Linked DNA regions of Mus musculus: region 1 is linked to region 2. A link is a loop called in an ENCODE intact Hi-C map of the cell type or tissue named here. Cell type or tissue: gastrocnemius. All regions are shown on one strand. Links, peaks and the distances in the headings refer to the core of each region. The heading gives the core; the rest is flanking DNA. Region 1 holds the start of 4933407I05Rik (RIKEN cDNA 4933407I05 gene). Region 2 holds the start of Arhgap20 (Rho GTPase activating protein 20).

Region 1 (16,218 bases), core at 5,167-10,166, 140 kb before region 2:
TAACGACTTTGCCAGAACAAGTCAGCAGCAGAGCAGAGCCACGTGAGGAGAGTAAGCTCTGGCCTCCACTTAGGCTGCTTTCTTGGTCTGCCTGTTCCTGTCTATACTTGTGATCCATGCCTGGTCCCCACCCACTATCCCTGGCAGCCCCTGATCACCCTGTGCCCCTCTCAGCTGGGATTTATACTCTAGGGACCTGGTGTTTGAGCCTCTCTGTCGGAAACCTTGAAAAGCAGCAAGTCTCAATTCATCTGGACAGTGGGTAAAAGTATTTGTACTTCAGTAATATCCCCATATGTTTCTAAGGTGTAACTGGATTTGAGGTCTATTGCTTTAGGACGGTGGTTTTCAACCTTCCTAATGCTGTGATTTTTTTTTTTTTAAATACAGTTTCTTATGTTGTGGTGAGCCTCAGCCATAAAATTGCTTTTGTTGCTATTTCATAACTGTAATTTTGCTGCTGTTATGAATTGTAATATAAATGTATAATATCCAGGATTGCCTTTGGCAACTCATGTGAAAGGATTGTTCAGCATCCCCTGCCCCCAAGGGCTCATGACCCACAGGTTGAGAACTGATGCTCTAGGAGATGGCGGTGAAGAATTAAGTTGGAGAGAGAGGCCAGGGCAAGGCGGAGGGAGGGGAAAGGGGGAAGGAAAATTGAAAGAGAAAATTGCAGCCATATGAACGGACTGTTGGTACATGAATATGAATATTCATATTCATGCAATGAATATGTTGGTACATGAGTGATATTCAAGTGTAACATGTATTTTATTTTCAAGCTCAGGTGGAAAGCATCTGGGATCTGACTCAAGCAATGTCCAGGTAGGCAACAGGGCACAGGAGGTTCAGGGGACTATAAGGTCAATCTTAGCACTCAGAAAGCAGGCCCAGCAGGGAACACAGGTCACATGAGCCCAAGGCTCTGTGGTGGTGAGCGGAATGTATCCAAGATTACTTTGTTGGTGTCTGGGAAGCTGAAGGTCAGAATACAACCCCACAAACTGGGTCAGAGGATAGGAGATGAGGTAGTTGCTCCATCTGCAGGGAGGAATGGTATAAACAGGACACTGGTACAAGTTTCATTCTGGGTTGTTCCTATAGAAGTGATTCACACAATTTGTTAACCATTTCACTTGTAGCACCTATCATTAGTGACTGCTGGAAACTAGGAGGCTCTCAAATATTCTGCAAATGGTGTTAGCCTGTAGGCAGTATGTCATATACATTTGTAAGCAGCAAGGTGGGGACTTAGTCTCCCCTTGTTGATAAGAGGCAGGTGCTAATATCCTCCGTTCTGCATGCAATAGGGTGGAGCGGGATCAATTAGGGCTGGCAGACAGAGCCTGCTTATTCCTATATTGTGAAGAGAAGGTAAACCAAGGAATGGCTAGACCGCCCTATCTAAAGTTACTCTCTTAATGTGGAGGCTGGCAGACTTCGCCAATATGTCCCTGCCACCCTCTGTCCCTGCGAGATGAAAACCCTATGCACCATTCCTGAAAGTAAAAAGCCCAGGGCTATCTATGTTGTTAAAAAAGAAGTCAGCAAACCTAAAAAGGCAGAGATCCCCCCTTTAGACACCTCCAGGGCTCCCCAATGCTTTCTTGACAGTTCACATCCTAGCCAGATAGTTCAAGGATGGCTTTTCCAATTTGGAAGACTGTCTCTACATCAGGAAAGTTGGAATGAACTTTTGCTAAGACAGCCCACGGAATCCCGGACAGGCAATCCCTCCCACTCCCAGCATGCCTGAGCCAATGGGAGGGTCAGTGAGTCAGAGAGGTGGGGTTTTCCTTCCAGGGGCTAAGTTCTGCTTCTATCCTGCCTGCCCTTGGCTTTTTTCTCTTCAGGTTAATGGGATCTGTCAGCTTGGTTTGTGCTTGTGCAGCTGCGTGCACACAAGCCGTTCCCCTCTTCCCATCTGACGGTTGGAGGCCACCCATTATTATCAGCCCTTACTGGTTCAGAGAAATAGAACTTTAAGACAGGCTTCCAGAGAAGTTCCGATAAATCAGTCGCTGTCGTCAGCTCTTTCTGGATGGTGGCCACCGCGGTTACCTAACTAGCCACTCTATTTCCATGCTTTTACTCGTACAAGCCAGGCTCTTCACACCTCAGCCTGAGTGAGCTTTTGAAAACCATAATTCCCTCATGTCCCCTCCTGGATCAATACCCCGTAGTGGCTTTCTTCATCTCTCAGGCTAAGATCCAGGCTCCTTGAGAGGGAGGCTCGGGCGGCCCGGTGACTTTAGGCCTAGCTGAGACAATTTCACGCAGACCTGAGATCTATGGACCTCAGAGATTGTGGGGGTGGGGGTGGGGCGTTCACACTGTTCTCTAGGCAGATGACCTCACATAGGTTACTACTTGGAGAGCTCTCGCACTAAGAGATTACATTACAGAAGTCTAGTTATAAAACAGGGTATAATATGAAATGCTGTCTTGAGGATAAAAATGTAAAGGCTGATCCCAAATTGCACATGAGTTCAGGATTTGCGGGGAGTCTGGGGACACTAGGAGAAGAAGGCTTCATCTGTATGGCCATGGGGAAGCCATTACCCACGTTGGGTTAAAACTGTCTAGTGGACTGTTTGAGACCATCCATGTCCTTGTCAGTAACTCCCAATAAACTCATTGTTTCCCCAGGATGGACTTGGATGGAGTCATACTTTGATTTGGTGTTTGAATCAAAGATGGATGCAATTCATATCACCTCCGTGGAAGAAATGTTCATGAAACTCAAGTAATGTAGTTTCTTTCGTCTTCCTTTAAAAACTGTGGCACAATAAACTTGTTAGTTTTACCACCTTTGCCATTTCCAAGTATATAGTTCAGAGAAGTGTTAAGTGCTATGGGTGTTTTATACCCATTACTTTTATCTATCTGCAGAAGGTTTCCATCACTTGAATTGAAATTCTACCTATCTGATAATGACAGCCCATTTTCCTTCCCCACGAGCCTATGGTGACTAGTGTCTTCACGTAAGTGAAAGCACACAGTATTTATCCTCCTGTGTGCCTGTCTTGTTCACTCAGTGTGTCTTCACAGATCCCTTGTTTATTTCCTCTTGGAGAAAGTCTGTTCAAGTTCCCTGCCAATTTTTAATAAAGCTACCGCTTGATGTCAGGTCACAGGAGCTCCTCGTGTATTCTGGACTCCAATCCCTCATTAGATATGTGCTTTATAAACATTTCCTCACTTCTCTGATTTGCCGCTTTTGTTCTTTTGGTAGAATCTTTCGATATGTTCTGGAATGAATTAAAAAAAAAAAAAACCAACGAAGCCTCATTTGTGTGTTTTTTTTTTTTTTTTTTTTTTGCCAGTGCCTGGGTCACAGTCATTAAAGAAATAGTGCCAACACAGTATAATGAGAATGCCTCCTGTTTTATTCATGGTTTTACAATTTTAGTTGTTACTCTTAGGTTTCTGATGTGCTTGAGTTAATTTTTATAAATAGTATTAAGCAGAGAAACAACTGCTACTACTGTTTCTTCTCCCTCTCCTTCTTCCTCCTCCGTTTCTTGTCCTTGGTTTGAGACAGGCTGTTCCCATGTGACTCCAGCTGGCTTTGACCCTTCTGATAAATCCTCCCAAGTGCTTGTACTGTAGGCAGGTGCCACCATGCCCAGCTCAATGTCATTCTTCTGCACTTGGGCTCCAGGGTTTCTAATATAGATTATTGAAAAGGCTGCTGTATCCTCTTAAAAACATTTTTCTTCATCAACACATGAGCCAAGTAATTACAGAAGTTTTATCTTTTTTTTTTTTTTTTTTTTTTTTTTTTTTGAGATAGGGTCTCTACATGGGTCTGGCTGTCCTGGAACTTGTTCTGTAGACCAGGCTGACCTTGATCTCAGAGATCTGCCTGCCTCTGCCTCCTGAGTGCTGGGATTAAAAGTGTGTGCTACCATGCCCCACTGTGTTGAATTCTTATTGAATGGTCATAGAACTCTTGTTGGAATCATGTGCCCATACCTACCAGAGTTTATTTATGGCTTTCAGACCTTTCCCATTGTTTTGTATATCTGTCTTTATGCTCCTGATATACTATTTTGATTATTGCAGTAAAATGTGAAATTAGGAAGCTTGATTTAACTTTATTATTGTTGCTGTTGTTACTATTATTTTGGTTGTTAGCGCCCCTTTAGATTCATGTCAACTTTAGGAGCTTTGTCTATGATTACAGAAGCAATGTTGTGATTTTGAGAGGGATTCTGTCATTGTAGATTGCTTTGGCTATTGCTGGCGCTTAACAGTATTAAATGTTCCAACCCATGAATCTGGGATGCCTTTCCACTTACTGTTGTCTTATTTAATTTCTGTCAAAGTGTTCTTCACGTTCCTGAGATAGGTCCTTTATTTATATCCTTGACTAATTCCTAGCAGTTATACCTGGAGCTGTTTTCTTTATTTCTTTCCCAGCTTGTTCATTGCTAGAGAACACATTACAGCAAGGCCGTGAAAGTCCATACTGGATCCTTCAACTATGCTGGGCTCACTTATTAGTTATGATTGTCATTCATGAGTGCCAGTTTTAATGCTACATTAATTTTTATGTATAAGATCATATTGTCTTAGGCACACAATTGAACTCTCTCTGTCTCTGTCTCTGTCTCTCTCTGTGTCTCTCTTCTTCCCTACTCCCCTTTCTTTCCAACCCTCACTCTTTCCCTCTTGTTCTTGCGGTGCTGAGGTTTAACCGCAGAGGCTTGCACACGCCAGGCAAGAGCGCTACCACGGAGCTACATCCCTATCTGTTTCCTAATTCTTCTACCTAAAACTTTCAATATAATGTTTACTACAAGTGATGAAATAGGCACCTTGTCTCCTGCCTGACCCGAGAGGAACAAGTTGCTGGGCCTCTATCACCAATATCCCGTTAATTGTGTTATTTAATACCAAACCTTTGCTAGCCTAGGGAGGTTCCTTTCAGTTCCTTCTGACTTCCTTATAGTCATGGAAGGATGCTGAACTGTGTCAGATGCCGAACTGCATCAGTAGAGGTTAATTTTTGTCCCTTTATTTGTTGATGCGGTTTATTGATTGCATTGATTGGCTTTTGTGCAATGGACTATCTTTGTATTTTTAGAATAACTCCTACTTGTTGGTGATGAATACTCATTTTTAATGTACAGACAAATTTCATTTTCTCTTTTAATTGTTTGGATTATCAGAACAATATTCATAAGGATGTTGCTTTGTACTTTTTTTTCTGACTTAAGTGGCCTTGTGGAATGAGTTAAAAATATCTTTTTCATTTTTGGGGGAAAAGCAGGGAGATTTGTAAAGGATTGGTCTTAGTCAAGAGTCTTATAGATTGGCACTAACGCCTATTATCCAGGAGAACTTCCGATGAGTTACTCAGTCTTCTTACCAGCTGTGGTCCATTTGGACTTTCCATTTCCTCACAGATTTCAGTAGGTATTGTGTTTCCAGGAAGTTTTCCATTTTATCTGGGCTGCTATATTTGTTAGTGTGTAATCGTTTAGAATGCTCTCTTAGCATTCTTAATTTCATAGAACTAGAAGTTACATTTCCAAAATGGGACCTCATATAATTGCAAAGCTTCTGTAAGGCAAAGGACACTGTCAATAGGATAAAACAGCAACCAACAGATTGTAAAAAAGAACTTTACTAACCCTACATCCGATAGAGGGCTAATATGCAATACATACAAAGAACTCAAGAACTTAGACTCCAGAGAAACAAATAATCCTATTAAAAATGGGGTACAGAGCTAAACAAAGAATTCTCAACTGAGGAATACCGAATGGCTGAGAAGAACCTAAAGAAATGTTCAACATCTTTAGTCATCAGGGGAATGCAAATCAAAACAACCCTGAGATTCCACCCCACACCAGTCAGAATGGCTAAGATCAAAAACTCAGGTGACAGCAGATGCTGGAGAGGATGTGGAGAAAGAGGAACACTCCTCCATTGCTGGTGGGATTGCAAGCTGGTACAACCACTCTGGAAATCAGTTTGGCAGTTCCTCAGAAAATTGGACATAGTACTACCTGAGGACCCAACAATACCAGTCCTAGGCATATACCCAGAAGATGCTCCAACATGTAATAAGGACACATGCTCCACTATGTTCATAGCAGCCTTATTTATAATAGCCAGAAGCTTGAAAGAACCCAGATGTTCCTCAACAAAGGAATAGATACAGGAAAAGTGGTACAATGGAGTAGTACTTAGCTATTCAAAACAATGAATTTATGAAATTCTTAGGCAAATGAGTCAACTAGAAAATATCATCCTGACTGGGGTAACCCAATCCCAAAAAACCCACATGATATGCACTCACTGATAAGTGGATATTAGCCCAGAAGCTCAGATTACCCAAGATACAATTTGCAAAACACATGAAATTTAAGAAGAAGGAAGACCAAAGTGTGGATACTTCAGTCCTTCTTAGAAGGGGGAACAAAATACCCATGGGAGGAGAAACAGAGACAAAGTGTGGAGCAGAGACTGAAGGAATGACCATCCCGAGATTTCTCCACCTGGGGATCCACCCCATATACAGTCACCAAACCCAGACACAAGTGCTTGCTGACAGGAGCTTGATATAGCTGTCTCCTGAGAGGCTCTGCCAGTGCCTGACAAATACAGAAGTGGATGTTCTCAGCTAAGCATTGGACTGAGCACAGGGTCTCCAATGGAAGAGCTAGAGAAAGGGTCCAAGGAGCTGAAGGAGCTTGCAGCCCCATAGGAGGAACAACAATATGAACCAACCAGTACCCCCAGAGCTCCCAGGGACTAAACCACCAACCAAAGAGCACATGGTGGGACTCATGGCTCCAGATGCCTATGCAGCAGAGGATGGCTTTGTAGGTCATCAATGGGAGGAGAGGCCCTTGGTCCTGTGAAGGCTTGATGCCCCAATGTAGGGGAATGCCAGGACCAGGAAGCAGGAGTGGGTGAATTGGTGAGCAGGGGGAAGGGGGATTTTTGATGGGAAATGAGGAAAGGGGATAGCATTTGAAATGTAAATAAAGAAAATATCTAATAAAAAAGTAATAAAAATAAAATAAAATGTTTTATTAAAAAATGTTACATTTCCATTAAAGCTTTTTAGGCAATCTAAGTCTCTTTTCTAATAGGGTCTGACATGGAGGCCATGGTAGCACCTTCAGAGGGAGAAATGTAGATAGCAATAATGATGCTCTGTGGTGACCGTGTATTGTCTGAAACTATGTCACCATATGCATTAATTTGTTCAATCCTCATGACAGCCTGTGGAGGTGGAGAACTCATTTTCCCATTGACAGAATCAATGGTCACTATTAGTGGGTAGTCTGCCCGCTGCTACACGCCAGCAAGCCAAATAAAGAAAGCCCTTGTAAGCAGATTTCTGATTTTAAATTCTAGCCTTGTGGAGTGGGAAGGCACACCTAACAGAGTTTTCCTTCTGTCATTGCTGTGTAGGGAGCCTGCTGGGCCTTAGGTACCTTTAACTGAAGCTCAAACCACTGAAAACAGACCTCGAATTTGGTTCATTGCTACAGTTTAAGTCTTGGGTTCTGGAGACTGAGTGATGGAAGATATGACCACCAGGTGGCAGTAGCACACACAGACTCTAGTGCTACTCTGACAGGTCTCATTTGTGGCACATACCTTACCACAGGAAAGTATCTGTGAGAGTCTACAGTTACTGCAGGGGCCACTGCGCAGAAAAGGGAACTCCCAAGGGAGGGGGTCAGAGACCCAGCTGAAATGTCAAGAGTCTGGGTCAGAGAGCTCAGCCGAGTGACAGAGGCTTCTGGGGTTTGTGGTTATCAGGTCTTTCTTATCTATGGTTTGTAGATGTTGGATGAAGCCTCCTGGGTTCTGCATAGTAGACAGGCTCCAAATGGCTAGATGTCTGCTTATTTAGACTATGACTAAAAACAACTGGATGTGTAAAAATCTGTGTTTAGTGCCAGAGCACTTTTGAGCTAACAGGTCTCAGCCTGCTGTGAAGAAGTAAACAGCCCAGAAGCCCATAGGCAGAGGCCACTGTAGCTCTTTTGTGTTATGCTTAGAAAGGTTCTAATTGCTAAGAGAGAACTGACCTACAGAACAGCCCACAGAAACCCACCGATAGCTGTATCAGCCTTGTCACCCACAGTCCTTAGGAGATGAAAGGCATCTTCAGAGGCTGCAAAAGAAAACAAAATCCAGAGATTACCTAATGCTGAATACAAATGCCAAGAAATTTAAGCAATAATGTTTAGTCAGAGCCCTGCTAGTCAAAAGTAAATAACTAAACAAACAATAATCTTGCTTTGGAGATTATTTCTCTTTCTACTAGTACGTGTGATTAATGGGCTAAGTCACTGGCCAGTACTTTATTTTTACAAACACACAAGGGGCTCATAATCACCACAGCAGAAAACACTCTCATTCTGTGCCAGGGGTTACGCTTTTCTGGGTGAGATCTGTAGTGATGCTGGTACATGGTCCTCAGTTAGTGGTCTATGGTAGTAAGTATACACATTTAGAATAAGCATTTTTATAGAATGTCTAATTGACAGAAGAAGGTCCAACCCACTGTGGGTGGTGCCATTCCCTAGGCAGGTGTTTCTGGGCTGTTTGAGGGAGCGAGGCAAGCATCTGCCTGAGTGAGCCAGTAAGCAGCCATGCTCGATGGTTTCGTCTGCAAGTTCCTATAGCAAATAATCATTTTTCATAGCAATTTGAAATTGCTGGCCACTCCCAAGCATTATCTTTATACAAAAGGATCCGCCCCAAGTTGGAAAAACAATAACAAAAATTGATCCGTGTCCTAGTTTCATTTCTGTGGCTGTGACAAAATATCATAACCAAAAGCAACTCAGAGGAGGGAAGGCTTGACTGCAGGAACTTGAAGAAGCAGCCATGGAGGAAGGCTGCTTACTGGCTCACTCAGGCAGATGCTTACCTCACTCCCTCAAACAGTCCAGAAACACCTGCCTAGGGAATGGTACCACTCACAGTGGGTTGGACCTTTGATGTCAATTAGCAATCAAGGCAACTCTGTCTGTACAGACATGCTCATGGATAAACTGACCTAGGGAACTGCTCAGTTGAGGCTTTCCCCTCAGCGGTCCCTTTAGGCTGTGTCAAGCAGATAGTTAAAGCTAACTAGGACCATCTTTCAGTTCAAGAAGTTCTTGATGTATGGTTTTGTTACTTACATCTTACCAAGAAGAGCCAGATGTTCACAATGATGATTTTGGCACTCTGGGTTACACAACAGACAAGTTGGTGCTGTGATTTGGACCCAGGTCATCTGACTTCAGCTTCTAGTATTAGGGACCATGTTATATGCCCTTAGGACTAATACCTCAGCCTGTCCACAGACTGGTGATCTCTGTGTACTGTGACCATGGCAGTTTTGAACAAAGATCTTGTATACAATGACTCTAAAACACATGGAAATTTTGTAAGGCAGAAGTTAGGCAGGGTCGGCTGATGGGGCCTGACACAAAGGGAGAAGAACAAACATATCAGCATTTGTGTTAATGATGGCTCATGGCCAGAAAGTCAGGGGTTCCAACCACAGACCCGACACTTTTCAGCACTAAGCACAAATCACCATGGATCCACAGCTGCGATCAATCCATGTTTTCTCGCTTTGCGTTCAGGTCTGGTCTTTGGAGACTAATGTGAAGAGGTGTAAAAATAAGTTCTGTTGCTAGCCAGATTCATTATGGGCTGCGCCAAGGCCCCCAGCACGGTCTGCCTGGGCTGCAGGATTGATTGGCTCAGGCCCCTCATCCAGCCAAAGACGGGCTGGGCTGGCTGGCCCAAGGCTGCCCAAAGGGATATAACTTAAGCCAGAGAGACCACCTAGCCCTGCCCAGCACACTAGGCTCACCCTGCCGCCTCTCATTACTACCCCCTTCCCTTTCCCACCCATCCAGCTTAGAGACCTCCTGGGAGATCCAAATGAGACAAGGACTGTGAAAGGCCCGGAATAGGATGCAGGATGTGGGGTGCACATGTGGCCCCATAAAAGGAGTTTGTCACATTTTACTCCTGGTGTCCTTTTTAATTGATAGGAGCTTTTATTCATTTATTGTTTACTTATGTATTGCATTTCACATCTTACTTTTTCTACTGAACCCTGCATTCTCTGAGAGCTGAGACTTTTTAAAACTTTTCTTTTGTTCCAGGGACCCAGTCCTATATTGGACTAAGGATGATGTTCTGAAAACAGTTGGTAAATACACTAACTCTTTAACTAAGCTGACCACTTTTTATTTTCCTTAGTGCTGTTTCCTCCTTGTGTTGGTTTGAATGAGAAACGTCCCACCATTGTCTCTAGAATTTCAGGGCTTAATCCCTAGTTAGGGGTGATGTTTGGGCGGTTTAGGAGGTGTGGGTTGGTGTACTCTCTTTGATTTCTGCCTGTGGTTCAAGACGTGAGCACTAGAAACCTCCAAACCACTCAGGCTATTGCCAAGGCTGTTGGTTGTTCTCCAAAAACTCATGTTAAGAATTCATTGCTGGCCGGGCCTGGTGGCGCACGCCTTTAATCCCAGCACTCAGGAGGCAGAGGCAGGCAGATTTCTGAGTTCCAGGACAGCCTGGTCTACAAAGTGAGTTCCAGGACAGCCAGGGCTACACAGAGAAACTGTCTTGAAAAACCAAAAAAAAAAAAAAAAAAAAAAAAAGAATTCATTGCTGAAGACAACACTTACATATCTCACTGAACATGAAGAAGTTAGAGCCTTCATCTTCACTAACTAATGATACTTCATGGTACTTGAAGGTACTGTGCATTCTACCAGAGGCGAAAAGTAACCATTAACCCAGCTACAAATCCCAAAGCCCCTAAGAGTGACCTACCTGCTTTCTATGCTGATACAATAATGGCACAAATGTTATGGGAGTGACAATCTATTATCTGATTAGATTTAAGGTCCACTCCATGAGATGGAAGCCCAACACTGTTCAAGTGGCCAAGAACCTGAGACTAGATAGACCATAGGCCTAGAAGGAAACAAAACACTGTTGTTCTTCTAAAGGGACACAGCAATAAAATGACTCCTAATGACTGTCTACTATGCCCATAGACCAATGACTGGCTTAGTCATCATAAGAGCAGCTTTCTTCTCCAGTAGATGGGAGTGAATACAGAGACCCATAGTGTGCCGAGAGTGAGAGACCTTGGCACACTCAGTCCTATAATCAAATACTTTCCCTCAGGACTTAGAGAACCCTGCAGAACAAGAGGCAGAAAGATTGCTAGAGCCAAAGGGGTCAGATGACAAAAAAAAGTAAACCGTTATCTTCACACATAACAGAACTGGCACACATGTGACCTCACAGAGACTGTGGTGGCATTCACAGGGACTACATCATATATGCCAGATGGTATCCCAACGCTGAGTAGACACAAACTCTCAGCCCTAACCAACATCGATCTCTACATGATAACTGCTCAGAAAGGAAAACTCAGTTTTATGCAACAGAATCTCATTAGGTATATAAATCACCCTTCAGGGCAGGGCCATGCCCAGCAGAAGATACCAACATAAAATGAACTCAATGGTGGGTTTTGTAGATTTTTTAAAAAAAAAAGTCTCATATTGCTTTGGGCATTTAAAAAAGTTTTATTGTTTGTGTGCATATTATGATTTCTGATTTTGGTTTTTTTTTTTTTGTCTTTTGTTTTGTGTGTTTCTTGTGCTTTTAATTTTTTCTTGTATTTTTGCTTTTCTAATTTTCCTGTTTGTCAGGTGTGGAATTGGATGGGAGGTGGAGAGGGCCTGGGAGACAATGGAGGAGGGGAAGCTGTGAAGAGAATATATTACAAAAATTTCAATTAAAAAGAAAAGCTGGGTGGGGAGGCATCCCTCCTGCCTCTGCTGCTTGGTAACCCCAGAGCTCTGTAGATGGAAACTAATTTCAAGGTTGGGGGGTAACTACTATACTCCTTCTCTGGAATCCGTTTCATGTGTCATTGGTGTCCTTTGCCATGAGATGTATAATAGCTCCTGTAAAGAAGCTTATCCCCCAAGGAGGCTTTGCAGCACAGTTCCTGGGAGCACAGCAGAAGTCCTTGGAATCAGGACATCTTTGACTTCAGAGACACCCACCCCAATGCCACCTACTCTTCCCACACCTTAATTCAGTCATAGATGATGGAGAACCTATTCAGATCAGACACTGGATTAAAAGCTGGGGTGACAATAAAGGACATGTCCTGTCTTCAGGGTCTTGAAGCCACCCAAACACAGATTTCAGAGACCATGGAGAGGGCCCAAGCAAGGGCGCTTTACTGAGCACACACCAACAACTGAACCAGAAATGCTGAAGGAAGAGGCAGAGGAGAGCAGGATCCAGAGTCACAGCAAGGAGTTTGACCTGCATTTTGGGACACTGGAGAAAATCTGGATCTGTGGTGTTGTGAGGAGCACAGGTGTGGGGTTGTGAGGAGCATAGGTGTGGGGTTGTGAGGAGCACAGGTGTGGGGTTGTGAGGAGCATAGGTGTGGGGTTGTGAGGAGCATAGGTGTGGGGTTGTGAGGAGCATAGGTGTGGGGTTGTGAGGAGCATAGGTGTGGGGTTGTGAGGAGCACAGGTGTGGGGGTTGTGAGGAGCATAGGTGTGGGGTTGTGAGGAGCATAGGTGTGGGGTTGTGAGGAGCATAGGTGTGGGGTTGTGAGGAGCATAGGTGTGGGAGTTGTGAGGAGCATAGGTGTGGGGTTGTGAGGAGCATAGGTGTGGGGTTGTGAGGAGCATAGGTGTGGGGTTGTGAGGAGCATAGGTGTGGGGTTGTGAGGAGCATAGGTGTGGGGTTGTGAGGAGCACAGGTGTGGGGGTTGTGAGGAGCATAGGTGTGGGGTTGTGAGGAGCACAGGTGTGGGGTTGTGAGGAGCACAGGTGTGGGGTTGTGAGGAGCACAGGTGTGGGGTTGTGAGGAGCACAGGTGTGGGGTTGTGAGGAGCATAGGTGTGGGGTTGTGAGGAGCATAGGTGTGGGGGTTGTGAGGAGCATAGGTGTGGGGGTTGTGAGGAGCATAGGTGTGGGAGAGGAACTGACTCAGGTTTGCTATGTGGCTATCGGATGCCCGGAGAGAGCATTCTTCAGATTTTGGTAGACCGGTTTAGCTTGCACAGGAAGAATGAGAATTCAACATCCTCTTTGCTGTTATGGCCAGAATTAAAACAGTTCTTTTTAACAGTATGAACAGCTGTGCAAACCCTGAGTTCGTCTACAAACTGCTTAAATAAGTTATGCACGTCAGCACTCCCAAGACAAGCTCTATGGCAGTCTATATATGCCTATTTTATGATGTGAGTAAAAGAGACACTGTTTAACACGCACATGTGCGTGCGTCCATGCCTGTGTGTCTGTGCGCATGCATGCATCTGAGGGAGGTGGCAAGGTTTGCTCACCCCTTCCAGCTTTTCTGAGAGGTGAGTGGAAGTGGAAGTCACCATTACTCAACGCCCCTGAAGAATATAGTGGATGCTAGTGTATTCTGAGAGCCAGGTGTCTGAGAGTCAGAGGAGAAGTCTTGTCAGCAGGCATCTCAAGAGTGAACATGTGTTTCTGTGTGTGTCTATGCTGTGAAAACACAAGTTGAGACACATGCCTGGGATGTGTGATTTCCCAAGTTGCCATGTAAATTATGAAGTTAAGAAATGTCATCTCCTGGACTGATAAGATGGCTCAGTGGTTAAAGGTGGTGCCGGCAAGACCATGAACTTGAGTTTCATCCTGAGACTCACAGAGTTGAAGAAGACAACTGAATTTTTGCAAGTTGTCTTCTAGCTTCCATAGTACACCTGCACTCCCACACACCCTTGGCCACCCAGGTAATTATAAATAAACAAAACAAAACGTTTTAAAGAAATGTTGCCAGGCCCTGTGTAGCTCTTGTGGTACAGAGTGACATGGTTCCTGCTCCTGGGAGAGTGCCCCAGTATGAGCCTCCATGAGTGCCGATGGCTGCTGTGGACGTAAGGCTTGTTTGTGTAATAACATACATATTTTCTCACTCCAAGGAATGTCCTCTCTATTAATGTTAATGACTCCATGATAAAAAGACAGCAGGTCCAGGAGATGAAGGTATGGCTAATGTCTCAGCAAGATGGTAAATGCTGGGACCTTTAGGACAGCCCTTGAGGCTATGGGAAAGAACTCTAGATGCATGAGATCAAAATATATAACTTCTCAGCTAGGAAAATATAAAGATGCAATATGAATTATGAGGAGTTTCATGAATCTAAAGGAACAACAGCAGCTACACTATGAGGCAGCTTGTCAGATACAAAGACATGCAGAATCCTGAATTCAAGGTCAGCCTAGGACAGAGGGAGGCTAGGCCCAGATGTGGTAGAAATGGTTATTTCAGGGCAGGGTCCCACCCAACTAGCTTATTGTCTGTGCTTCACAAAGGCAGGCAGATCTTTGAATTCTTTTGCAATGTTAAGTAAAAATGTATGCTTCCTGTCTCCTAAGAATCAAAGGGCTGGGAAAACAGGATGCCAATTAATAAGATAATCTAAAGGAAAACCTGAGGTTTGATATGTAAAATTAAAGACTGGACCTATGTTCTGCAGGAAATGAGCTATCCAGAGACATTTTTTTTTAAGGATAAAAAGAGAGAACTGCTTGGAAACACACACACACACACACACACACACAAGCAGGATATGGACAGAGAGATCTCTTAGAATAGCAAGGAATCAGAAAATAGACAGAGAGATCTCCAGAGAGAAAGCAGAACATAGACGCAGACTGGACAAGCTGTATCAAGCAGAGCACAGGTTGTCAGCTTGCTTCCACCACTTGACTTCAAGTCATTCTTTTTGCCACTCCCAGACACCCCTTCTCTCAGAACCCCTCTGTATGCCAAGGTTGGTCCTTGGTAAAATGTTACTGTTAAGTAAAAGTAGTCCCAGGTAGTGGGGCAGGGGGAAGCAATTTGAATTTTTGTATCAATTTCAATTGATATAAAATACAATTTACAGTACTGTGTATGCAGAGACAGACCATAGGTGACAGATGTAAATCATGCGTTCTGCTCCTGTTGGAGAAAGAAAAGGAGACACAGAGAGACAGACACAGAGAGGCAGACACAGAGAGATATTAACACACTTAAAATACAATTGTTGGAATAACATTATTTTCCAAAACAAGGGATTGCAAGGACCTTGGGGAATCCTCCTTTTGGGTGTCCTAAGAAAAGGGGCAGGATGCTGCAAATCATCTCATAGGAGTCATGTTACTGTCTCTGCTGACATAGAATCTGGCAGGGGTAGTGACCACAGAGACTGTTCCAAGCCATCCTGCATTGTCTTGGCTCTTTCAGAGGCTGATGGGAATTGGCCACCCAGCTAGAAACCTCTGAACAAGCACATGTATGTTTTGGTCAACCAAGATCCCAAGGTAATGACAATAGCTATGGAGGGTAGAGGTTGGTGGAGGTTTGAATGGGTATGCTTTCCCTGCTGTGATGGTTAATGCCAACTTTACGGGTTCTGGGATCACCTAGGAGACAAACCTCCAGGCACAGCTGCAACAGGTTGTGTTGACTAGCTTAACTGAGCAGGGAAGATCTATCCTCAAAATAGGGGCCACCACTTCCTGGGCTTGGATCCTAGACTGAATTAAAAGAAGAAAGACGACTGAACACATTCATTTCTCCCCACTTTCTGCCTGTTGATGCCACGCGACAGCTCCTGCTGCTGTGACTTTTCTGACAAGATCAACTGTACTTTCTTCCCTTAAGAGACCCTCTTGCACCACAACCCTCTTTCAGGAACCTGTGAGCCAGCATAAAGGAACTTTCATCACCTGTATTTCCCTTTCTCAAATTTAGAGATACAAACTCTCCTTCCTGAGACTCTAAGGAGATATACATTGATGGTAAAAGCGGTCCAGGATGGGCTTCAGTAGCCACAGCTTCTGGACAGGATGGCTGCCAATTCCTGCTTCATGGATTCCAGGGGCATCCTAGCTACTGCCCTATGTGGTTTCTTAGCCACCCTGCAGACCCATCTAAGTTTCCTGCAGAGTGAAATTGTTCAGAATTGGTTTTGCCTCTTGTGACCTTTGAGCCATGACTGACAATCACAGGCTGGCAAGCAGAGGCTCTTTGACTTGTATCTGACCACCTGGATCCACATCTTGTCCTTTTAATTGTTCAAGACGATGCCAGAGGCGACCACTCAGCTGTCACAGTGGAATCCACCACATGGGATGAGCTTTGCAAGAAGAGAGGAGA
Region 2 (16,218 bases), core at 3,798-8,797:
CCACAGAGAGATGCTAGCAGTGTCAGGATGACTGACCCACAGAGAGATGCTAGCAGTGTCAGGATGACTGACCCACAGAGAGATGCTAGCAGTGTCAGGATGACTGACCCACAGAGAGATGCTAGCAGTGTCAGGATGACTGACCCACAGAGAGATGCTAGCAGTGTCAGGATGACTGACCCACAGAGAGATGCTAGCAGTGTCAGGATGACTGACCCACAGAGAGATGCTAGCAGTGTCAGGATGACTGACCCACAGAGAGATGCTAGCAGTGTCAGGATGACTGACCCACAGAGAGATGCTAGCAGTGTCAGGATGACTGACCCACAGAGAGATGCTAACAGTGTCAGGATGACTGACCCACAGAGAGATGCTAGCAGTGTCAGGATGACTGACCCACAGAGAGATGCTAGCAGTGTCAGGATGACTGACCCACAGAGAGATGCTAGCAGTGTCAGGATGACTGACCCACAGAGAGATGCTAGCAGTGTCAGGATGACTGACCCACAGAGAGATGCTAACAGTGTCAGGATGACTGACCCACAGAGAGATGCTAGCAGTGTCAGGATGACTGACCCACAGAGAGATGCTAGCAGTGTCAGGATGACTGACCCACAGAGAGATGCTAGCAGTGTCAGGATGACTGACCCACAGAGAGATGCTAGCAGTGTCAGGATGACTGACCCACAGAGAGATGCTAGCAGTGTCAGGATGACTGACCCACAGAGAGATGCTAACAGTGTCGGTGAGCATGTGTGGAACTGGATTACCATACACTGCTTTTGGAACTGTAAGATCACTTCAGAATAAAGCAACCGGTTTTCTCGCCGGGCGTGGTGGCGCACACCTTTAATCCCAGCACTCGGGAGGCAGAGGCAGGCAGATTTCTGAGTTCGAGGCCAGCCTGGTCTACAGAGTGAGTTCCAGGGCAGCCAGGGCTATACAGAGAAACCCTGTCTCGAAAAACAAAAACAAAAACCAAACAAACAAACAAAAAAACAACCGGTTTTCTCAAAGAGTCAAGTATATGGCTAGTTATGACCTAGTCAATCCATGCCTAGATATTTACTGCTCCCTACTCAAAGCATAGGTCCATGCAGAATTGTGAACGAAGATTCTCAACATCTTTACTTGTAACAGCCAAGAAGCAGAAGCAATCCAATCGCCAGAGGAATGGGTAAGTGAACTACAAACTGAACATCCCTAGTTCCCAACCCTGGCATCCAAAACTGCCTCAAACTCTGAGACTGTCTGCTTGCTGATTAAGACAGAAGATGGACAGTCTATGCCACATCCTGTGATGGGCTGAGGTCAAAATACAGGTGTACTAAAAACAATGAGCAAAATGATCTTCAGATTATGCACGTAAGAGATATGAATTAATCTTATATTGAGATTTGAATGCCGCTCATGAGTTATCTCATTTTTGTATAACCAAACAACTCAAAGTCCAAAGTATATGAAACCTGAAACTCCCATGCTAAGATATTCAGTCTTTATGGCAGCTCATCAATGAAAGGCACAGACACATACAAATAACCACAGGTGGATACGAAAATTACATCTAGTGAAAGGAAGGCAAAAATAAAAATAACAATAAAGGAATTCACTTACATAAGCTGAAAATGCACGCTTAGTCTATAATGACATAAAGCAGACAGGTGATTTCTTGGGAAAATTCACATTTTCTAAGTGCATACATACACCAGACCTTAGATTTATAAATTCTAAATATGTGAGGTTACTGTCTATCGATTAAACTTCAAGAGAGATGTTAAAATCTTCAGGGTACCAGCCACATTTCAGGACCTGAACAGGCACATGTGGTTACTGGCTACCAGACACGAAGGATGGTCAAGCCTCACCATCTGACCAGGTCCCACAGAACAAACAAACAAACAAACAAACAAACAAACCAAACCACACAAATGCTTCAGACCAGAGGGCAGCAAACTACAGGGTATGTTTATATTGTTATTACATGTGTGCATGCTGTATATGGTATGTGTATGTGCACATACACACACCTGCATGCTATGTGTGTGGAGGCCAGAGGACAACTTGGTGGAATATCAGCTCTCTCCTTCCATGTTAGCGTGGGTTCTGGGCATCAAACTCAGGTTCCCAGGCTTGCTCAGCAAGGGTATTTATCTGATGAGCCGTTCTGCTGATCTCCACTACATGTGAAATTCTGCTGGGGCACAGTCAAGCCCACTCACTTAGGAAGTGTCCATTTCTACTTCAGTGCTGTAGAGGAAGAAGTAAGCAGAGACCATAAGGCTGGCAAACCTCAAGTATTTACTGTTTCTTTAAGGCTTGCTGATCCTTCTCTTAAAGGCAAATTCTAAGGACAGGGGCCACACTGCTCCTGTTCCTTGCTTGCCATGACCCAAGGAATGCTTACGAAACAACTGCTATCTAGCAGGACCCACTCTAGTCTTGAGGACACAGTTGGGAGGGAGGCAGGTAATGGGAAAGAAATAAGCAGAGGAGAAAATGCCAAGTACAATGAATGCTAAGACAACCAATAGAGTGGAAGGCCCAGAATGTGACAGGAGGTGGCTTTCATTTACAAAGGAAGGGGGGGGGAGAAGGGGGAGGGAGAGGGAGAGGGAGAGGGAGAGGGAGAGGGAGAGGGAGAGGGAGAGGGAGAGGGAGAGAGACCTCTAGAAGACCCAAGGTTTGCACAACATGAAAAACAGAAAAACCAACCAACAATTCCTTGGGCAGACATAAAGGGAATAACACCAATGCCTAAAATAGGAATGAATTTGACTTAGTGTATGAAAGTGAAGGCCCAGGAGGCTGAAGAACATACAAAAGTGGGGAGGGTGAAGGAATGGGAGAAGTAGAAGGGACCAAGGAGAAGTGTCTGCGTTTTACTAGGCCTGCAAAATGAATCGCCTTCAGAATTGTAAGCAAAATGAATGTCACCATCAATTCAAATGGAAAAAAAACCCACCCATTCTGGCACTGCTAAATGCAGAACGGGTCACAGAAAGACACGAGGGTGTCGTGGGAGTTTCTGCAAAGGCACAGGTTAGAGATGGGTACTGGGCAGCTCGGACTGCACTGGAAGCTGTGCAGGGTGGAGTGGAGAAGTTCGGGACACTTTGGAAGGGTGGCAGCTGTTGTGGTGGGTTGGCTATTGCTGACTGAAGAAAGGTGTTGAAACCCCATCCTAGATGACAGGCCTGAGTAACCCAGAACACGAGTGTTGTGAATTACAATCACGGGGAAAATGCACACGAAGGGCTAACACAATCGCGCCTATGTGCCATCATCCATTCAATTTTCTCAAAAATCTTGGGGGAGTAGAGATGGATGTGGAAATGTACTAGCTCTTTATGTTTTATAACGAAGGACACCATCCTAGAGATAGTGGCTGTGCCCAGAGAACAGAGCATAGGAAAAAGGACACAGCCTCCCTTCCTTTATGGGACAAGTGCGGCTTGAAAATGATAAAGCTACTCTTTAAGGCTCCCTCCCCTCCCCTCCCCTCCCCTCCGCCCCTTGCTAGCATAATCAGTCGCGGGGCGGGGCCACAGTCTTTAGGAAAACAAATGCTTGATTCTCTCCAATTCCTTAGGTTTACAAAACCAAAACGCTTTAAATCTCTGCCAATTGCCTAATGTTCCTCTACCATCCTAAATTAAGAATGACATCCTGACAATTTCACGTTTTATTTGGAAAAACTGGAACACACACACACACACACACACACACACACACACACACACACACCACATACAGCGCGCGCGCGCGCGCGCACACACACACACACGCACGCGCGCGCGCGCACACACACTCACACACACTGTCTCTGAAGGGTGAAAAAACCCACAAGGGCAAACATCAGCCTCCATACATCAAAGGCTGAGCCGCCACTACTGCCCATCCATCAAGTTCACAGACACCCATAGAGGGCTCTGTGACAGGCCCAAGGTCCTTGGGAGCTCACATACATTTCTATACAGCTATCACCTCTCTTCTTTCACCTCCAGCCAAGCCACCATTCTAGTGGGAAGATTAATGAAAAGCCATAAAATCCGGACATGCAGGGAGCCAGTGTATCCCTGTGAGTCTCTAATTATAGTAATGCAACGTTTTCACATTATTTGTTAGGGAAGAACTAGAATGAGCTCTCATCCCAACTTGTTTCCACAGAAGCTGGAGAAGGCGACACCACTGTAAGGAACAAATATGGCCAAATATCTGAAGGTTTAGTGCTGGAGGAAGGGAAGGGGGCACCCATGGCTACAGCACCCAAATCAATTCCCAGGAGCTCAGAAGCTCGCGGCCCACGTGCACTTGCTCCGGGACCTATTGCAGACTCCTGACCTCTATCGAAATCCTCCCGCTGCACCGTGGACCAGTCAATCACCAGCAAAAGCTACAAGTAGTTACCCGGATCAGTCCTTCGGGTGTCAGGGAACAAGGGCGCCGCCCCCACAGGCAAATGCAAACGTCCCTTCTCAGGGGGTGGTTCTGAGCCAAGCCCCCCATGCCCCGCTGGGACCTCCGGAAACTGCCCGCCCACCGCCAGCCAGCCTAGATCTAGGCCGAGTCAAACCTCCGGATCCCACAGTGTAGCCCACGGCACCCATCTCCGACATCCCCTGGAGGCCTTGGGTGGGCGCATCATCCCTCCCCTCCGGGGCCGCCTACCTTCCTCAGGCTGTCGGGTTAAGACTACCTCGGGAGGCTCGCAGGGAGGCACTCCCCGGGTCAGAGATGGAGAGGCAACGGGCTTCTCCGAGACCGTTTCCACCAGAGAAGACAGCGGGGATCCCGGGAGGTGACCCTCCCACCCCACGCGGGGACCGTTAACCCCTCTCAGCACCAGGCACCCGTGGAAGGCGCGAGCCCATGGAGGGGCCCTCCCGCTCGGGCGTCCTCACCTTCTTGGTGCCAGGGCCTCCCGCGATGCGAGACATGCCTGTCAGCGAGGAGGAGCGCCCCGGCTGCGCCCCTAGAGCATCCTGCTGCGGAGACATCGCTTCCATGAAGAAGATCTGCAAGCTAAGCCCAAGCCGAGGACCGGGTGGCTGCGCGGCGCGGTCCGCTCAGGCCGGACGCCGAGCTGCGGGTGCGGGCGGCGCGCCTCCCGTCGGGGCCATGGACCGCCGCCCGCGCCGCGCTCGTCGCGCTCGCCGCACTCTGCTCAGGCTGCAGCAAGCGCTCCGGGCGGCCGCCCGTCCACGTAGCCCCGCCCCGGCCCGCCCCGCCTCTCCGCGTCCGCCCCGCCTCCTCCGCCCTCCCCGCGCCGCCCGTGCACACTGCCGGGAGCGAGCTCTCAGCGCTTGGCGCTACCGAAGCCACTAACCTTGCGAGGTGCCTCCGCGGGTACGAAGCTTTCGCTGCCGCGCGCCACGCGCCGTGCACCACGCACCACTGCCTCCGGTGCAGCTCCGCGCGCCTGTCCGCTCGCTCCCGCCAGCGTCCCTTCCCGCGCAGCTGCAGCGCGGGAGCCTCAGCGAGCGCGGCTCGCTCGAAGGTGGTGCAGGGGCCGCCAGCCTAGCCTCGCTTTCGCGGACTGCGGAAGGGACCCCACCCCCACCCCCAACCCGGTCCCCGCTCCGCTGAAGAAGGAGTTAGACAAATTTGGAAGCCCTGGTGGCATCGCCGGACTTCGGGGGCAATATCGAACGCTTGCTAGCTAAGCCTGTCAGGGTAACCCAGAGCTGTTGCTTTGCAGTCACAGGGAGCAAGCATGGACAAGCAACCTTGCATGTCTGCACCACCAGCTTCGCAGGCAGCAAGCTGCAGGGACCCTGCATTCTGAAGGAGAAAGCGCAATTAAGAGGAAAATGCAGGCAGAAAGGAGGTTGAAACTTGGCATAGTATCTATGAGAAGGCAACAATATGTGGAAGCGTTGATCTGATATCGCGAGCTCAGAACCTAACTTCCTGTAAGTCCAAATAGTGACCCCTCCCTCTTTTTTGGACTAAATAATAATCAAAGGGCAGTTGGAACAGACCAGGGTTAAGTAGTGTTCGCACTTTGCAGGGCTGGCTGCTGGTGTAAATGATACAGTAGGTGGCATTCTTCCCTTGGAATCAGAACTAGTGTGAAAAAAAAATCACTAAGGATATCACTCCGTGATTGCGAGATGGTTACGGATTCTGCTTATTTTTGTGACAAGGAAAAAAGAAAAGAAAAGAAAAGAAAGGGGGAGAAAAGGAAAGGAAAGAAAAGAAAAAAAGAAAAAGAGGTTTCTTGCAGTTTGGGCGGCTATTGGGGCAGGTTATAAGGAACAGAACTCAGGTGGGCAGTGTTCCAAGCTAGGGGATGCTGTCCAACACACACCCACAAAGACACACCTACACAATCATCCAAACCTAAGATTGTTTGTTGTGGAAATATAAGGCTAATTTTAGTCACATCACACTACATTGTTAAAAGGAAGCTTAATAAATCTCATATATATGTATATACATCTGTGAATCAGGGGTGCTACAGCTGTGGTCCTCGTGCAGAGAAGGGCTTTCACCCACTAATTTATAGGTTGTGCTTAAAGAGGGCTTTGCAGTTCTGTTCATTCACTTGGAACCACCCCCAGGTGCCTTAATCTCTTAATTCTTTGGTGAATGGACACCCTGGCTTTTCTTAATCTGCCTCATTTTTGTTTGTTTGTTTGTTTGTTTGTTTGTTTCAATTCTTTTATCTCCAAATAGTTCACTTAGCCCAAAGAGTCACAGCCATCCAGACATTCTTGTTCTTTGTTGCCACCTGATAGATACTAAGGCAGTGTCTAACATAATAAATGTTTGTTAGTTAAATGAACTGAGAAGACACACAAATGATATAAGAAAGATGCAGAAGAGTCAAGACAGAGCTGGCTGTCATTCAAAGAGCCCCATGGACTATGAAGTATCTCTGTGATGAAATAGCCAGTTTCCCAAATCAAGGTACCCCCTTTTCCCCCAGCAAATGTGGAAAACTTTCACTGTTCATTTTGTCTTTTTATTCCCAAGATGAAATAGCTTGGAACAGCACAGAAAATTGCTCTCTCCACGTTAAGTTTCGAGGCAAGGCTACTCAGGAAATTTGGGTTTGAACAGCCGACAGTAGAGACACATGTCTGTCTGATCACAACACTGCCCTGCTAAACCATTATTTGGTTCCTTGCTGTGGAATAAACCAAAAATGTCATAGTACAGAATGAAAGACAGACCCCCCCCCACACCCCACCCTCACTTCACTTTCTTGCTGACTCTTATGTGTCTTTGCTTCTCACCCTGTTCTCTGTCACCTTGAAATCGTCATACTTTCAGAAGCCCACTAGGACTTTGGACTTGTCCTTCGTGTCTGGGAATTTTCCAGGCTACGTCTCTACCCTCTTTTACTTTACTCCGAAATGTCTAGTATCTGGGGCATAAAAGGTACCTGGTGAATCGTCCTGGAAATCTTCAGGACTGTCAGAAACCGAGAGAAGTCTTCCTAGGTTTATCTCTTCCCCAGCTCCAGGCACCCAGGCTTGAGAGTAGCTCCAGCAATTGCAACAGGAAGCCTTTGCTGAGTGTTTGCTCTATGGGAGACTATGAGTATTTTACAGATATAATTAACTCCCATCTGTATCAGATAGGGTGGGTTCGTTTATTCCCCCACTCCACATAGAAGACAACAGCAGGCCACGAGGACTTTGAACAGTGATGGTAACTTAGAAACTGACCATGCAGCTTCAGAACCTGCGTTCTTCTCAACTACCTGGTCTGCTTTCCGTGCTGCGGAAAGCTTTGCTTCTCTGAGTAACTCACACCACACTATACCAGTGCCGTTTGCTCTACTTGCTTTAAGAGGAAAAGTTGCATTTTTCTCTTCTCTATACCATGCACCCAAGCATGCTGCAGTAATTTTTACAACCTTTTATATTTGAATGGATAAACACACTATTATATACAACCATAGGTCACTTCCATCATTCTGTCTAGTGTGAGGGAGATGTTATACAGAGGAAGACAGAACCCTGGACTAGTCCTTGTGTTGTTTAGACGATGAAAACCATTTTCTATTCACCAGGATCCTTATGCTGTAGGCAAGTGATACCAGGACATGAAACTGATGATAAAGCAATTGAAGCGTGGGAAGCACAATGCTAGACACAAGCAGGATGCACCTAAAATACTGTGAGGCAAGCCTTGAAGCAAAGCACTAGCATCTGGGAAGCTCCAGGAGCAGGCCTGCAATGGACACTAAGAATAAAACCAGCATCTTGCCAATCATCAGAATGAATAGTAGTGAAAACACAAATACTAAAAAACTTCATGCGATGTTTCTTCATATGTAGGACGATTATACCAGGTGCTTGACGAGCTGAAAGGGATAGTCATTATAAATACAAGATGCACTTAGCAGTCATTTCCACTTTGTATCCAAATGCCCTTGACCCACAGTGGAAACTGATGGCCTGAAGTGGGAGTTCAGATATGCATATTTTAAAAATATTGTGTTGCCAAACGTTAAAGTCTGCATATTTCCATATAATTCCAAGTTCTTTAAAAATTTAAGTTCTCTGAGAAATCATTTGGGTCTATTATTTTATGTAATCCCAAACCCTTATGGTCACCACTGAGAACACCACTGGGAAAGCAATGGAGGTGACAAACTGTGGAGGGGAGGAAGATAAAGCATTTAGAGAAAATGAACAGTGCTAAGTGGGTTCATGTTCAAAGTCAATATAACGGTTATGGAGAAATAGTGGCTGACATCTTAGGCTGCAAGAGGTGAAGGTGCACCTGGAAGGGGGAGGGAGAAAACTGGGACTTCTCTTTATAGATTAGCTGTGGATAGAAAGGAAAACAAGACAACCCTCATCAGAGGGAGAAGGAGTCTGTTTATCACCAACACAGTAGGCAGATCTGCTACGGGTGAAGAAGGGGAGAGATGCTAATATTCATTTATAGAACAAGGTCAGAGGAAAAACGCTTATGGAAAGATAAAGTGACCAAGAAAGATAAGACTGGAAAAATACCTATTATTTTTATGAACAGCAGCAGCAGCAGTGTGTGTGTGTGTGTGTGTCTATCCTATCTAGATCAGTTTAAGCGATATGAATGGGATGGGTTTTACAAATGAGAAAGAGCCCTATAGTAAATGTACATGACTCTTTGGAGGTGTGTCTGGGTTGAAAGAGAAAGCAGAAACTAGAGAAGAGAGAGTGATCTGAAGGGAATCAAGGAGGGCCAAGTGAGTTCACATAAATACGGAAGGGAAGGCATTAGAGGTGACACAGCCAAGTGAGTTCACATAAATATGGAAGGGAAGGCATTAGAGGTGACACAGCCAAGTGAGTTCACATAAATACGGAAGGGAAGGCATTAGAGGTGACACAGCTGAAGACACTGGGGCCAATGGTGCAGGACAAACAACACTGATTCTATTACAAAAGATAAGTAGGAAAGAATTGTGGGTAAGGCAGAAAGCTTGGCTAACACATTGTAAGCAAGGGTACTGCATAAGGATTGAGGCTAGGGATTGAGTAAGCATTTCTACATCTTTGGGGATCAGCGAGTTCTGCAGAGAACAGAGGGAAACATATGAGGATCAGAGAATAGATGGTAAATAGAATGCTTTAAATGGGCTCTGAAGAATGAGCAAGGTCAAGACTGTGTTGCCCGCATATTCACAACCCGAATGAATTTATAATGGACTTACCTTCACAAGGCAGGGTTTCTCTTTGGGGATTCTGGAAAGTGGACTGAATTCATTCAGAGAAAAGGTTAGTTTGCCAAATGAGTGGGCATAACAATCGAACAGAAGAATTGAGAATACTTGTTACAGAGTCAAAGCAGCAGACCTTGACCTGGGCTTTCTCCTTGAAGGTTACTGGCTTGTCTTTCTTCTGGTGTCCACACCAAAGTGTTTTGTGGCCTTATTTCTTCCTCCACCCCACCCCCAAGTCCTGGAAATGAAAATTTACTCTCATTTATTCTAGTAATCTTTGAGCTGTGTCTGGTTGTGGTCATACCATATGCTTGCATGTAGTGCTAACTAGTTCCTTATTTCTATCCCAGTTTCACAACTGGGCATCCAACAGACTCACTGATTTGTGAACACTTACTTCATTGGGTGTAATGTTGAGGTCATTAACTTCTTATCACCTCCATCCCTCACCTATTCTTGGTCACGCCTGCCTTCATGTGCTTCATAGTTCAAGCTCAATAGCTTAGATTTCTCCCTTTTTCTTTTCTTCTCTTTTCCTTTCCTTTCCTCTTTATTATTACTTTTATTTTTTTTAGTCTAGCTGTATTCCTGCTCCTGGTCCCCCCTTCTACAGTACCTCATCCCATTCCTCCTTCCCTCTGTCTCTGACCACCCCCACCAGACTTCCCCACTCCCTGGGGCTTCAAGTCTCTCCAGGGTTAGGTGCATTAAATCCAGTCAAAAGAATCCCGCTTACCTCCAGACCACTCACAGACACGGCGTCACACCTTTGACCACCAAGTCGTCTGTTAACTTGCACATTTGAGATTTTTTGTTTTTGACTTTTTCTCTCAGCCATACCCACAGACAATGTCTGAACTACCCCTTAAAACTTTTCTGCCCCCTTTCATGAATGGGGGACACTGAAAAGGGAATTCTTGCTGTTTCCTCAAAACCTTAAACCTAGATTACATTTGAGTCCGCAATTCCATTCCTAAGTATATACTTCCAACAATTTGAAAACAATGACTCTAACACAGTGATTCTCAACCTTCCTAATGCTGTAAACCTTTTAACACAGTTCCTCATGTTGTGGTGGCCCCACACCATAAAATTATTTTCATTACTACTTCACAACTGTAATTTTGCTACTGTTAATGAATCATATTATAAATATCTGTGGTTTTTGATGGTCTTAGGCGACAACTGTGAAAGGGTTATTCTACCCTTACATGGTTTTGACCCATAGGGTGAAAAACATTTCTCTAGCAGGTACCTGTACATCAGTGTTCTTAGCAACATTGTTCAAATATAAATGTGGTATATAGGTGAAATAGCGTACTATTTGCTCACTCCAAGCAATGGACTTTTGATTACGCAGTGCAACACACATCATGTTAGGTACCAAATGCAACCTGCAAATATCCTCCCAGATCTTCCTGCCTGTATCTCAGGGGTGCATTCTTGTTCCTGTCTGACCTGTAGTTAAGCTTTCCCCATGCGCTCAATTCTGTATAGCAAGATGGTACAGAGGCTGCTTCCTGCAGTCCGAGTGTCAGCAGAGTCTTGTGCTTGAGATGCTTAGAAGACTGATCAAGATCAGACACGAGGCTTTAGTCACCTTTTGGTTGTAATCTCTCAAGAGGCTATTTACACAGTGAATATAATCCCAGTCTAAGAGGTTTTAGACCATAGAGGAAAAAGGATCTAGAGAAAGGAGGGGGAAAAAAAAGAAAGAAAGATTCTAATGGGGAGATGCTTGGAACCAAAGCTAGAAAAATAATTTGGGGAAAGAATGTGAAGGATTGTGGATTCTAATAAAAATGTATACATTGATTTTTCTAGGAAATGCGGAAGGAGACTGACATCTGTGGAGTCCCTATTGTATGTTAGGTAGGCTGCATATACATCACACATAATCTTCAGTGATGCCAAAGAGGTAGTATTATGATCCTTTTTAAAGAATTTCATTATGTACATGTGTGTGGATCTGTATGGGAATGTGAATATGACTGCCAGGGTTCATGGGTGCCAGAGGCATTAGATTACCCTGGAGCTAACTATTAATTATAAGTTATAGAAAGTGAATTAGAATTTGAACCCAAATATGATGGATTCCCAAGCCTGGTTAGACTTTAAATATGGACTATCAGAAGTACCCCAGTAATGCTCATACCCAGTCACTTAGTGGGACATAGCTTTGCAGGATAATGCTTTGGGCCTTAAACACTATATTAACATTTGTCATTCTGCCACAGACCTCAAGACACGTCCAATGACTTGCATTTTTATGCTTGTTACATAAATGGACAGCTTGGTACTAAGGGGTATTAAAGTACTTATCGAAGTCCATGTAGCGTGGAAATGCAAGAGCCAGCATCAAGTGTAGGAGCCAAAGCCCATAATTTTTATCACAAAATCTGATGGCAATGTTTTTGATTTTCATGACCACAAACTGAGATGCATCCATTCTCATGGAACATGTGACTTTAAGTATCCTACTTAGCTTTCTTGCAGGCCAAAGGCTTATCATAATCATTAAATATATCTCTAATCCTAGTATCTGTATCTATATCTATCTATACACATATCTATGTATATATCTTACAAAAGCAACTTGATTGTTTAACAAGAAACAGAAGAAGGCAGAAGAAATGCATTTTTCATCGTATTTTAGATTGCTTCATGAGACAGACAAAATTAATTTACCAATCATTTGCCCTCCACTGTGACTTTTTCTTGCCCATTCTTCAGGGGAAAGCCCTATCTGTGACACTTCTCTCTCCTCTGGTGTTTCCTCTGGTTTTCCCTAGGTGTTTGATCTGACTGCATGTTTGTTAGTTCGCTCTACATACTTGTGATACAGTTCTCTGTAGAGGTTTATGGAAATGAATCTTTCCAACATTATTCCTCTGATTCAGGGCTGTGTGATACCCTCTTCCTCTTAAATTACAAATGAAGGGATAAGGGGATGATCAGAGGGTGAGAACACTTGCTTGACAAGTGTGAGATTTTAGACCGCCAGAGCTCACGTGAAAAACCAAGTATGGCTGGCCCTGACAGTTAACCCAGCATTAGGGGAGGGGTGGGGGGGGTGGAGACAAGAAGATCCCTAGAGCTCACTAGCCACACAGTCTCCCCAAAAATGTAAGCTCCTTGTCCAGCGAGAGACTCTGTCTTAAGGCAGTGTGGCAGAGAGTCTTAGAAGAAAGCCATCAATGTGTTGCTTTGGCCTCTGCATGCATGGGAACACCCATTCTCTCCCCCCCGCCCCCCGAGTGTGTGTGTGTGTGTGTGTTTGTGTGTCACATAAACCCACACACATACCCCATACACACACACACTCCATAACATAAATAACCACTAAAAGAACAACCTTTACATATTTGCTACAGACAATGAAAGAAAATAATTTGCAAAAGTGCTTATTACTTTAAAAATAGTAACAAAATAAAAGGAAGTTTGACAAAAAGTTAGATGAAGACATTCCAAAAAAAGTGTTTCGCTTTGCAGCATATTTTAGAAAGCACGCCATATGCAACATTACTCCCTTAAGATTCTCTAGGAGAATATAGAGTTTCATAGCCAAGTATGTTTTGGAAAGTCTGCTCAAGTGACACTGTACATTACTAAACATGTATATGAGAAGCTTTGATAAACTTTGCAGTTTAAAGAAAATCTACTTAATCTCTGGTTAATCTTTTTCTGTCTTACCATAATCAATGTGTTAATTCCAGCCTATCAGAGATGGGCATGGGGTAAGGGGGGGGTTATCCCTCCCTTAATTACTTGCTTACCGTTGTTTCCCCCCGCCCCTTGGTTCACAGTACATTCAAATCTTTTACAGTTTTTTATTTAAAGCTTTTTCAAAACTATTTTTTTAAGGAGCAATTTTAGGTTTACAGTAAAGAAAAGGAAGGGTATAGAGATGTCCCTACTCCCACATTTACAGCATCCCCCATTGTAACATCCTTTACCACAGGCGCATGGCTAGTACAACTGAGCAGACAACAGCCTCTAGTTTACATTAGGGCTCACTCTTTGTTTTTTTTTGTTTTTTGGGTTTTTTTGGTTTTTTGGTTTTTTGGTTTTTCAAGACAGAGTTTTCCTGTGTAGCCCTGGCTGACCTGGAACTCACTTAGTAGACCAGGCTGGCCTCGAACTCAGAAATCCGCCTGCCTCTGCCTCTGCCTCCAGAGTGCTGGGATTAAAGGTGTGCACCACCACGACTGGCTAGTGCTCACTCTTTGTGTTAAGCATTGATTTCTTGTTTCTCTATTGCAGTGTTTCTCAACCTATGCGTCACGACCCCCTTAGGGGTCAAACAACCCTTTCGTGTGGGTCTCATATCAGATATTTACACTACAGTTCATAACAGCAAACTTAAAGTTACAAAGTAGCAGCAAAAATAATTTTATGGTTGGGGGTCACCACAACACCAGTAACTGTATGAAATGTTTGTAGCATTAGGATGGTAGAGATCAACTACTCTATTGGTTTTGTTTTCAGTTCTACTGATTTTTGTATAAACTCGTATTATTTCTTCTCTCTGATTAATCTGGGTTTAATTTGTCCTACCTATAGTTTCCTTAGGCAAAAGCATAGTATCAATTTTACATCTGCTCTCTTTCTATTATCAGCACGAAATACAATAAGTTGAATTTACTGCATCCCACAAATTTTCATAATTGTTTTCCACTTTTAACTAATTAGAGATATCTTTTTTTCCCATTTTTTATTAGGTATTTAGCTCATTTACATTTCCAATGCTATACCAAAAGTCCCCCATAGCCACCCACCCCCACTCCCCTACCCACCCACTCCCCCTTTTTGGCCCTGGCGTTCCCCTGTACTGGGGCATATAAAGTTTGCGTGTCCAATGGGCCTCTCTTTCCAGTGATGGCCGACTAGGCCATCTTTTGATACATATGCAGCTAGAGTCAAGAGTTCCGGGGTACTGGTTGGTTCATAATGTTGTTCCACCTATAGGGTTGCAGATCCCTTTAGCTCCTTGGGTACTTTCTCTAGCTCCTCCATTGGGAGCCCTGTGATCCATCCATTAGCTGACTGTGAGCATCCACTTCTGTGTTTGCTAGGCCCCGGCATAGTCTCACAAGAGACAGCTACATCTGGGTCCTTTCGATAAAATTTTTTTTTTAAAGATTTATTTATTTATTATATGTAAGTACACTGTGGCTGTCTTCAGACACACCAGAAGAGGGCGTCAGATCTTGTTAGGGATGGCTGTGAGCCACCATGTGGTTGCTGGGATTTGAACTCAGGACCTTCGGAGGAGCAGTCGGTGCTCTTACCTGCTGAGCCATCTCACCAGCCCCAATTAGAGATATCTTAAATTTTCTATTGGGACTTACTCCTTGATTCACATGTTATTTAGAAATATGCGGTTTAATCAGACTTTCGTCTTTTTCTATTGTTGTTAGTTTAATTCCACCGTAGATCTGAAGACACTTTGCATGTCTTGTAGACTTTTACATTTGTTAAGGTGCGTTTTATGGCTCTGAAGGTAGCCTGTCTTGGTTGGTGTTCCATGGGACTGTGAGAAGAATGTTTTCAGTTGCTGGATGGTGCAATCTAGGGATGTTCATTATTTCCTGTGGACTGAAGGTGCTGCTGGACCCAACCATGCACTCACTGATTCTCTGATTGTGTCCACTTCAGAAAGAGAAGTGTTGAAATCTCCAGCTCTGATGTATTGATCTCATTTTTTTCTTGCAGCTGTATTTATCACTGTCATCATCATCATCATCATCATCAGCAGCAGCAGCAGCAGCAGCAACAGCATCCTCATCATTATTGCCCCAAATAGTTTGGTGCCCTGCTTTTAGGTACATACCTATTAAATAGTGTTTCGTCTTCTGGAAAAGTGACTCCTTTATTGTAACACAATATCCTTCTGATAAACCTTCAATATCCCTGATAGTTTTCTTTGCTTTGCCCTTTGCTTCATCTGAAATCAGCATAGTTACTCCTGCTTCCTCTGATTGGCATTAACTTGAGGGGTTTTTCTTCTACTACTAATTTTTAATCTGTATGGGTTTTTTTTTGTTGTTTGTTTTTTCTTTTTGCTATGCAGCTGAGGCTGATACAGAACTCTCATCCCTCCTGCCTCAGTTTCCCAAAGACCAGTGTCTTTGCATACAGTGTGGCCTTTTATAGATTACATACAGCATGTCTTCTCTTTTAGATAGACTGATGACATCATTCAGGCACTCATTTGAATTTTCTCTCTTTTCTCTCAAATAACGCCATATTTATTGCTTTATGGTAGTGAAAATACTTGTAGCGAAATAACTCTAATGCCTCCTCCTGCTTGCTTCCATTCACTTTTCATAGGTGTGCACATATCTGGTAGCTGCATCAATGTAGAATATAGTATTTTGCATAAGCTGGTTCTGATAATTAAATATAAAAAGTGTCTTTACTTATTTCTTCTTCGATGGTTGGCTAGAAATTAATAGTTTTGGGGAAAGGGATTAAAAAGCTTTCGTTTGTCTGAACTGCTTTATCTTATAAAATTGGCTTATACAAACAGTTTTTACAAGACTAATTTT

Evidence for each region. A loop is a pair of places that touch in the nucleus more often than their neighbours do. Peaks named below come from ENCODE experiments on the same cell type or tissue, not always from the same donor. Only the 100,000 strongest peaks of a DNase experiment are listed, where the experiment ranks them.
Region 1: it touches region 2 in a loop (2.3-fold over the local background); 13 of 42 quality-filtered maps call a loop at or near these places.

The regions. Positions count from the first base shown.
Region 1 is chr9:51,900,521-51,916,738 of GRCm38, reverse strand. Gm6980 (a long non-coding RNA gene) reads left to right here. Exons shown (of 4, transcript XR_870743.2): 2 at 1-51; 3 at 791-828; 4 at 2,653-3,263. It overlaps 4933407I05Rik (RIKEN cDNA 4933407I05 gene), which reads right to left and starts at 2,310. Exons shown (of 3, transcript NR_040731.1): 1 at 2,180-2,310. In gastrocnemius, for the core only: no CTCF peak of the experiment used is centred there; a DNase peak (open chromatin) is centred at 7,573; H3K27ac peaks cover 490 bases.
Region 2 is chr9:51,754,295-51,770,512 of GRCm38, reverse strand. It overlaps Arhgap20 (Rho GTPase activating protein 20), which reads right to left and starts at 5,162. Exons shown (of 15, transcript NM_175535.4): 1 at 4,902-5,162. The coding sequence starts at 5,006. Gm40520 (a long non-coding RNA gene) reads left to right here and starts at 5,085. Exons shown (of 3, transcript XR_870739.3): 1 at 5,085-5,912; 2 at 15,383-15,492. In gastrocnemius, for the core only: a CTCF peak has its summit at 6,034 (motif pointing right); DNase peaks (open chromatin) are centred at 4,520, 5,289, 5,973 and 6,269; H3K4me3 peaks cover 2,628 bases; H3K27ac peaks cover 2,678 bases.